Regions from separate parts of the Homo sapiens genome. Here region 1 is linked to region 2. A link is a contact called in ENCODE Hi-C or POLR2A ChIA-PET data. All regions are on one chromosome and are shown on one strand. The core of a region is the stretch at or near the end of the contact, and the rest is flanking DNA. Distances in the headings are between cores, read along the strand shown. Region 1 has its middle 65 kb from the start of MAGI3. Region 2 has its middle 140 kb from the start of LRIG2.

The links. A loop is a pair of places that touch in the nucleus more often than their neighbours do. ChIA-PET counts read pairs that join two places held with the same protein, here RNA polymerase II (POLR2A).
Region 1: a loop to region 2 is called in a map of Caco-2, with 3 times the contacts of the local background. The contact joins two enhancer-like sites. A Hi-C loop is called at or near these places in 4 of 168 maps with a recorded cell type or tissue (Caco-2, Calu3, PC-9 and 1 more). POLR2A ChIA-PET finds 5 or more read pairs at or near these places in 2 of 52 experiments (OCI-LY7 and PC-9).

The regions. Positions count from the first base shown.
Region 1 is chr1:113,323,789-113,327,924 of GRCh38, reverse strand. No RefSeq gene overlaps it. Among named protein-coding and RNA genes, the nearest start is that of MAGI3, 65 kb to the left of the region's middle. Within about 2 kb of position 2,729, at least 3 of the 41 ENCODE cell types and tissues checked have a DNase peak (open chromatin) inside an H3K27ac peak, as active enhancers do.
Region 2 is chr1:113,208,027-113,212,612 of GRCh38, reverse strand. No RefSeq gene overlaps it. Among named protein-coding and RNA genes, the nearest start is that of LRIG2, 140 kb to the right of the region's middle. Within about 2 kb of position 2,277, at least 5 of the 41 ENCODE cell types and tissues checked have a DNase peak (open chromatin) inside an H3K27ac peak, as active enhancers do.

The DNA.
Region 1 (4,136 bases), core at 1,480-3,979, 110 kb before region 2:
CTCACTGAAGAGCCCTTGGGCCTTAAGTGAACATTAGTGGTACCCTGGCAGTACTCTCCATGAACTTATGGTGGTGGCAGACATGGGGAGAGACTCCTCTGCCTGGGAAAAGGGGAGAGAAGAGTGAGAAGGACTTTTTCTGGTGGTTTTGGTGACAGCTCAGCCACATTAGACTAGAGCATCAGGTAGACTTCTAGGGTTTCTGCCTCCAGGCCCTCGCTCCAGGACGGCATCTTTGGACCTGCCTGGGGGCCAGAGGGATTGCTGCCCTTAAGGGAGGGACACAAGCATGGCTGGCTTCACCACCTGCTGATTGTAGAGCCCCAAGGCCTTGATTGAACATAGACAGTAGCCAGGGAGTAGTTACAGCAGGCCTGGGCAGGACCCAGTGCTGTGCTGGCTTCAGGTCTGACCCAGTGCAGTCTCAGAGGTACTGGTCACAGGGATGCTGGTGTCACCCCTCCCTCAGCTCCAGGCAGCTCAACACACAGAGAGAGACTCCATTTGTTTGAGAGAAAGTAAGAAAAGAGAACAAGAGTCTTTGCCTGGTAATCCAGAGAATTCTCCCAGATCTTATCCAAGACCCCATGGGCGTACCTCTACGAGTCTGCAAGAACCAGTGTTACTGGGCTTGGAGTACTTCCTAAAGCAGATATGGCTGCAGTGATCAAAAACTTAGGTCACCAAACCCAAGTCCCTTCAAATACCTGGAAAGCCTTTCCAAGAAGGACAGGTACAAACAAGCCCAGATTATGAATAACTCCTCAAAGCCCAGGCACCAACAAATATCCATAAGCATCAAGACCATTCAAAAGAGCATGGCCTCACCAAACAAACTAAATAAGGCACCAGGGAACAACCCCAGAGAGACAGAGATATGTGACCTTTCAGACAGAGAATTTCAAATAGCTGTTTGAACAAAACTCAAAGAAATTCAAGGTAACACAGAAAAAGAATTAAGAATTCTATCAGATAAATTTAACAAAGAAATTGAAATAATTAAAAAGAATCAGGAAGAAATTCTGGAGTTGAAAAAGGCAATTGACATACTGAAAAATGTCAAGATTCTCTATCAGCTAGATTCCCCTTCTCCTGAACAGCTCCTCAGCCTCTCTAGGTTTGCCTCTCTAATCTTAGCAGCTCAGAAAGCAAGCACGAAAGGAAATAAAACAAAACAAAAACCAAACGTTGTATTTAAGGTCAAGGTTTACCGGGGTACCAGTCCTGGCTCTGCCCTATGAGCCACATGATTTCAACCAAGTATGTTGTCTGAATCTTACCTTTCTTATCTGTAAAATGTGGATAATGTGTTTCTTGCCATTTTCACGGGGTTATTACGAGGGCTAGATGTGTTATTCTATATGCAAATGCTCTGAAAACCTAACAAGCAGTATTGGTTTGTTCACTTTTGTGACCCAGCCTGGTGGGTCAGAGAAGTCTTCCTGGAGGAGCAGATGTTGGGCCTGAGGCATGGGGAAGGCAGAGAGTTAGCAAATGAAGAAGGTTCTAGATTGAAGCAATGGTATGAACAAAGCCAAGGAGTTGTAAAGTGGCAGGGTGAGCTCAGAGAACCATGAGCACCTCTGTATTCTCAGCTGAAGAGAGATGGGGAGATGCAGACAGGGCTTGGGTCAGGAGAGTCTGGTAGGTTCACCAAGAACCCTGTGGCCCTGGGGCCATAAGAGCTATGGGAAGGTTTTGGTAAATGAATAATGTGGTATAACAGTGTTGTAAAAAGACTGCTCTCATGGCAGAGTGGAGGGTGAAATGGAGGGAAACCAGAATGAAGCTGGAGGTGCGGTCAGGATAAAGGCCTTAACCAGTGCAAAAAGTGAGGATAGAGAGGAGGGGTGAGGTCAATAAATATTTAGAAGACAAAATTAGCAGCACTTGGTGATGAGTAATGAGTGTCTTTGGATAATAAAAATTGGCAAGTTTGATGATTGGTCCTTGGCAAAATGCTGTAGCCAATTTTTGGAAACAGTAAATGAACATTTCATTTAGAAATTAAAATGGTGGATTAATTTAGCCTCAGAACACATTGACTATGAACAAATCATACCAAGCATGTCTCATTTCCTCTTTACAGAATAGTTATTTTTCCAATATAAAATAATAAATGCTTATTTTAGAAAACTTGGAAATTATCGAAAGCTAGGATAAGAAAAAGTTCTGCTACCCACTAATTAACATTCCTGTCAGTATTTTTCTAAGAAGATCCTTTAACATGGTTGTGATCATTCTGTCCACTAAGTCTAACAGTGTGTGATATTTTTTTCTCTTAACATTACACCTCAAACGTATTTATTTTGTAACAAAATCTTTGTAAATATTATTTTAAATAGATAATATTGACTGTCTATGGATGTGCTTTAATTCATATTTTATGGGATATTTGTTTCTAATGTTGGGATATTTAAAATAATAATTTCATTGATATCTTTATATATAAAGTGCTTTCCATGTATGGGACAGATTTCCTTAAGATAGATTTCTTAAAAATGTTTACAGTATCAAAATATACAAATGTTTAAAACCTTTTGTTACATGTTATCAAACCTCTTTCAAAAAGGATTGCAACAATTTATAATGCCACTGGTATTGTAAGGTTATCCATTTCACAATATCTCTTCCTGCAGAAAATCATCATTAAAAACAACTAAACAAAACCAAAACACTTTGCTAACTTGATTAGTAAAAATGCCAACTCATGGCCAAGCATGTGTGACTCACACCTGTAATCCCGGCACTTTGGGAGAGCCGGACAGGAGGATTGCTGCAGCCCAGGAGTTTGAGACCAGCCTGGGCAACGACACTTTGTCTCTACAAATAATTTTGTCTCTACAAATAATTTTGTCCCTACAGATAATTTTAAAAATTAGCTGGGCATGGTGGCATAGGCCTGTAGTCCCAGCTGGCCTTAAACAGGGCAAAAAGTGAGGATAGAGAGGAGGGGTGAGGTCAATAAATATTTAGAAGACAAAATTAGCAGCACTGGGAGGCTGAGGTGGAAATATCCCCTCGACTGGGAGGTTGAGGCTGTAGTGAGCTGTGATCACACCCCTGCACTCCAGTCTGGACGACAGAGTAGGGGGATAAAAGTCAACTCATTTCATTTTCTTTGTTTTTACAAATATGAATAATACACACATACGGGAGAAAGTAAAATAGTATAGAAAGGCATAAAATGAGAAAGCAAAAATCTCCCCCCTTCCACAACCCCAAACCTACCCGCTTCCCCAAAGCAACCACTGCAAAAAACTTACTTGTGAATACCTTTCTGAAAAAATTGTTTATTAAAGTTTCTAAAATAGTACTAGGTACTATTTATATCCGAGGGTTCTAGGTCTGGAAACCTTTCCATGTCAATGCATATAGTTCTACTCTATGAATATATAAAAATTTATTTATCCAGTTCCCTATGGATTGATATTTTGTTTATTTTCAATATTTTGCTATTGCAAAGAATCCTGCAATGAACATCTTTGAATTAAGATCTCAGTGTACTTGTGCAGCATAATTCCTGGATATGAAATTATTTTCAATCTTACATTTTAAAATGTTTACAGCAATTTATGATCTCACCAACAATGTGTAAATGTTTATTCCTTCACACTCTCACAGATAAGCCTTTTTTATCAATCTGATAGATGAAAAAATGTCATCTCCAGCCAGGCACGGTGCCTCATGCCTGTAATCCCAGCACTTTGGGAGGCCGATGCAGGCAGATCACCTGAGGTCAGGAGTTCAAGACCATCCTGGCCAACATGGTGAAACCCCATCTCTACTAAAAATACAAAAATTAGCAGGGTGTGGTGGCACGTGCATGTAATCCCAGCTACCTGGAAGGCTGAGGCAGGTGAATCACTGGAATCCGGGAGGCGGAGGCTGCAGTGAGCCAAGATGACACCACTGCACTTTAGCCTGGGTGACAGAGCAAGGCTCCCTCTCAATAAAAAAAAAAAAAAAGGTCATCTCAGCGCACACTCATTCATAAATGTTTATTGAGCTCCTACTTTGTGCCAGGCCCTGCTCTAGATGCTTGGGACACACAACTGAACAAAGCAAAGATTCCTGCCCCTATGGAGCTAACATTCTAACACAATTAACAATAAGCATAATACATAATAAATCAT
Region 2 (4,586 bases), core at 1,028-3,527:
ATCATTGATAAATATTTATTGAGCACTTCCTACGTGACAGGCACAATTCACTGACGCATTGTGGATATTAGCTTTGTTTTAGGGTTGGGGGTGGCAGAGTGTGCAATAAAATGCTAACTAAGCGCAGCATCAAGATGAATGTGGGCAACAAGTGAGGACTTCCACGGGGGTGCCTCCACATCCGAGCTACGCACCCACTCCACGAATATGTACTGAGCACCTCATGTGTGCCAGGCACTCTTGCAGGTCCTCGGGATGCAGTATTAGATGGCGTAGGCTGAAAGCCCTGTCGCCCTGGAGCTTGCCTTCCAGTGGCTTATCTATCTACCGGTCACCAGTCGGTGTCATTCCACCCCAGATGCAGCATGTCTAAAGTTGGGCTCATATTCTTACATCCACCACACTTGCTTCTTTCATGTTCTTTATCCCAGTTTGTGGCAACTGTGTTCATATCTTAGCCAGGAGCACTCTCATTCATACAGTCCCTTAAAACAGAAATATGGTGCCATCCTGCACTTTTCCCCATTATTAACTCCTAAGCCCACTCTGTGCTGCTGTAACATCATCCATCAGAGCCCAGCAAGCAGCAATCATTGCTTTCAATGTTTGCGTTCCCCACTGGATTGTATGCTCATCTCTCTGTCACAGTACCTGGCATAGAGAAGAAGCTCGATAAACATGTACTGAATGGAGGAGGTAATAAATTGTAACAGAGTGAGCATGAGTAAAACTGAATTCCTCAGACCTTGGAAATGTTATTATGCTCCTCTCCCTTCCCTTCTCCTCTTCTCCCCACTTCCTCTCCTGTCTTCTCCCCTCCCCCCATCTCCCCTCCCTGTCCTCTGTCTCTTCTCCTCCTCTTCTCTTCTTTCCTCTGTCCTGCTCTGCTTTCCTCTCTTATCTTCTTCCTGCCATCGGCTCTGACCAGTTAATGACAGCTTCTGCTGTCTGTTTCAGCTGCCATCTGACAGCATCAAAACACCTCACTCTTTCTACTCCAGAATCGTTCCATCTACGCCTCTCAAAATCCACGCTGATTCCTGCCTGTGCCTAGACTCACCCTCACTCCCCAGTAGTGGCTGCAGTTTCCATTCAGCTCACCCCGCAAAGCATATCTGTATTTCTAAAGAAGCCCCCTCCAGGGGTGACCACTACTCCCCCACCAGGTGTGTGGGACCCCACCTGGTACCACTCTGTCAAGTTAACAGTGGGGGAATAGCCTACTCAGCTATATCGCATTAATACTTAATTCATTTTACACCTGCCTTGCCCCCAAAAGGCTCTGCAGCTTACCTTTGTAGTACAAGATAAGAAAATGATGAGCATTAACAGGGCTACCACATTCAGCTATGCAGTGTTCACTGCACAAGAATACCCACTGAGGGGAAAATTGGGGGCCCAAGTCCAGCCCATCATCTGCCCACCCGGCCATGCAGCCTGGTACAGGCTACACCTGCCAAGAGAGATGTTCTTTTTCCAGTTTGCATAAGGTCTCCTGTGGGTTAGGGTGAGAGTTAAGAGTAGAATGAAAAGATAGCCAGACACAGTGGCTCACGCCTGTAATCCCACCACTTTGGGAGGTCGAGGGGGGCCTCTTGAGGCCGCTTGATGTCAGGAGCTCGAGACCAGCCTGGCCAGCATGGTGAAACCCCGTCTCTACTAAAGATACAAAAAAAAAAAAAAAAAAAAAATTAGCTGGGTGTGATGGTGCGTGCCTGTAGTCCCAGCTACTTGGGAGGCTGAGGCAGGAAAATCGCTTGAATCCAGGAGGTGGAGGCTGCAGTGAGCCAAGACCGTGCCACTGCACTCCAGCCTGGGCAACAGAGCAAGGCTTCGCCTCAAAAAAAAGAAAAAGAGTAGAATGAAAAGAAAAAGAGAAACAAGGCAAAGCACAAAAGGCGACAAGGTCCTTAGGATGGAAAAGCCCCTGGGCGCAGACGTATTCAAATCTTTGCCCACGTGTGTCCCTCAGGAAAAAGAGAACCCTAAGTGACTTCCAAGATGAGACCCACCTTTGGGCTAAAGCAAAGAAAAAGGGGAACCATTGTTGCTCTATGGGGAAAGATAAGGAGGTCTTTCCGGAAGACATGCCACACCCACAGTTTTGCAGTCTGGCTGCTGTTAGTCTCATTCCTCACCACGCTGTACCTGGAGAGTCTAATCAGTTGAAGCAAATGCTTATGGAGCTAAAGGCGGCACCCATCTCCTCCTCCCATGCTTCAAAGTCATCACCACTAGCTGACTCGCATATATTTACACTGGCCAATGATTGTACCTGGGCACCAGCCCTGCCCTACCAGGTAAGCCTGGAACAGCCTGTTTTCTCAGATATTTCCCTTTGCAGGTTCCTGTTTCTGACTCTGATATAAATTCTGTGGGCGAAAATGAGAAATGGGTTCCACAATGCTACAAGACTCTCAAAACTGAAAAATAAAGATCAGTGGCAATCTCTAACCCTCTCAAACCTGGTCTCTACTTACTGGCTTCCCTACACTCAGCAAAAACAATTAAAACATGTTTTTGCTTTAGGATCCGACAGTCAATACTGCAATAGCATGTCGCTCTGGCTGACTGACATTTTATTGACATATTGATAATTCAGAGCCATTCCAGAATTTAACTCACTAGTGGGACTAGGAAAAGATTGTGACCTCTGCTTACTGACCCAAGGAGCTCAGATTGAGAGCTTGGTGAATATTTTGCTTTGTTTAGCATGTGTAATGCCCAGGAGTAACTATTACAATAAGCCAAATGAATATTACCTCAGGCCCACATCTTTTAACACCCATGAGCACAAGATTATATTAACAAACGGAATCAAGAAAACCTACAAAATTTAACATCAACTCGGCAGCTATTTCTGGAAGGTGATCTATGCCCCTCTCTCACCCCACTGCAGGGTGCATCTGGCTTTGCACTTGAGCTGCCTCTCCCAGGAGCACTGGGGACTAGAGAGGTTCTCACACAGGCCACCTTCCTGGAGCCTGTCCCAAGGCCTCTGTTTCTAACTCCTCGGGGTCTGCAGGCCACCCCACAGCTCTCACCTGGGTGCTTGCCACCTGCCAGCACTCAAAAGCCCAGGGTCACCTCTGGCTGCGTGACAGCCTTTTAACTTCTTCAGGTATTCTCTCAACATCTTTGAGTTTGTTTATGTATAAAATGGGAATCATATTCTCCACCTCATAAAATTCTTTTAAGGTTTAGATAACATATGCCAAGCACTTAAAGTATCTGGCACATTAACAGTACCTCAAATAGTGATAAACATCGTTAATCTTAGGAGAAATAAAAGTGTGGCATGTGGGGGTTACGAGTCTAGGTCCTCTCCTTGGCGTTCCTTCTCTGGGTCCACTAGAATCCCAAATGATGAAGCAGAAAGTGACCCTCTTCCTTCTGCATGCCATCTACTGCTCTTGGCTTACGGCCTGTGTGCTGAACACCTGCAAGGAAGACTGCTTTGTATTCACACCACTGTGGGACTAGAGGCTGAACACAGACTGGAGAAAGGTTTCCAGCTCTTGACCTGGTTAAATAGGTGAGTCTCCTGGAATAGTGTATCTTTATCAATAATGAAAAGCATTTTATACAGATAGGGCATAAGACACACAGCCACTTTTTTTTTCCTGCTCCTAAGAAAGGACAGGAAGCAACCTTTAAGAAGACACAATTTGACAGTAACACAACAAAAACATTAAAGGGTAATAGTTAAACTCCTGTCCAAACCTTCATGCTGTGTCACATAGCAAAGAGAGAAACCAAAGCTGCCGCAATTACTTAGAGGAGGAGAAATGACACAAGTACCCTGTGCAAAAGGAAGCAGAGGATACTGTCAATCAAATGTTCAGGTTGAGTCTATTGTTACCTCTGAAAATTGAGTTAGAAAAGCTTTATAAGACTTCGGAGTCGGAGTCGGAATATGTACTCATTTGCAAACAAAAGTAAATACTGGAAGAGAGGCCACGCCCCTCAGTGGATCTTGACTCTCAGTCCCAAACCAAACCCACATGTAAACTGCTATGGTTGGCCGGGCGTGGTGGCTCACGCGTGTAATCCCAGCACTTTGGTAGGCTGAGGCAGGCAGATCACAAGTTCAGGAGTTTGAGACCAGCCTGGCCAATATAGTGAAACCCCATCTCTACTAAAAATGCAAAAAATTAGCCAGGCGTGGTGGCAGGCACCTGTAATCCCAGCTACGGAGGCTGAGGCAGAAGAATCGCTTGAACCCGGGAGGCAGAGGTTGTAGTGAGCCGAGATTGTGTCATTGCACACCAGCCCAGGCAACAGTGTGAGACTCTGTCTCAAAACAAACAAACAAACAAACAAAACTGCTATGGTCGTGGGCAAGATAATCCAGTAGACTCCCTCAAGTTTAGATTCATACAGGCAATAAGACATTAGCGGAAGGGAAATGGCATGTTCTGAGGCTAGAATGACGTGCATATAAAATGGCCAGTGGGCCACAGGGTAATTTGGAGACATGGGGAGAGGTTGACAGTAACGTGAATTGAGGAACTCACAATGACAGAGGAAGGCAGACAGGTTACACTGCCTCAAAGCCAAAGATCTTCATTCCATCTGACCCCACC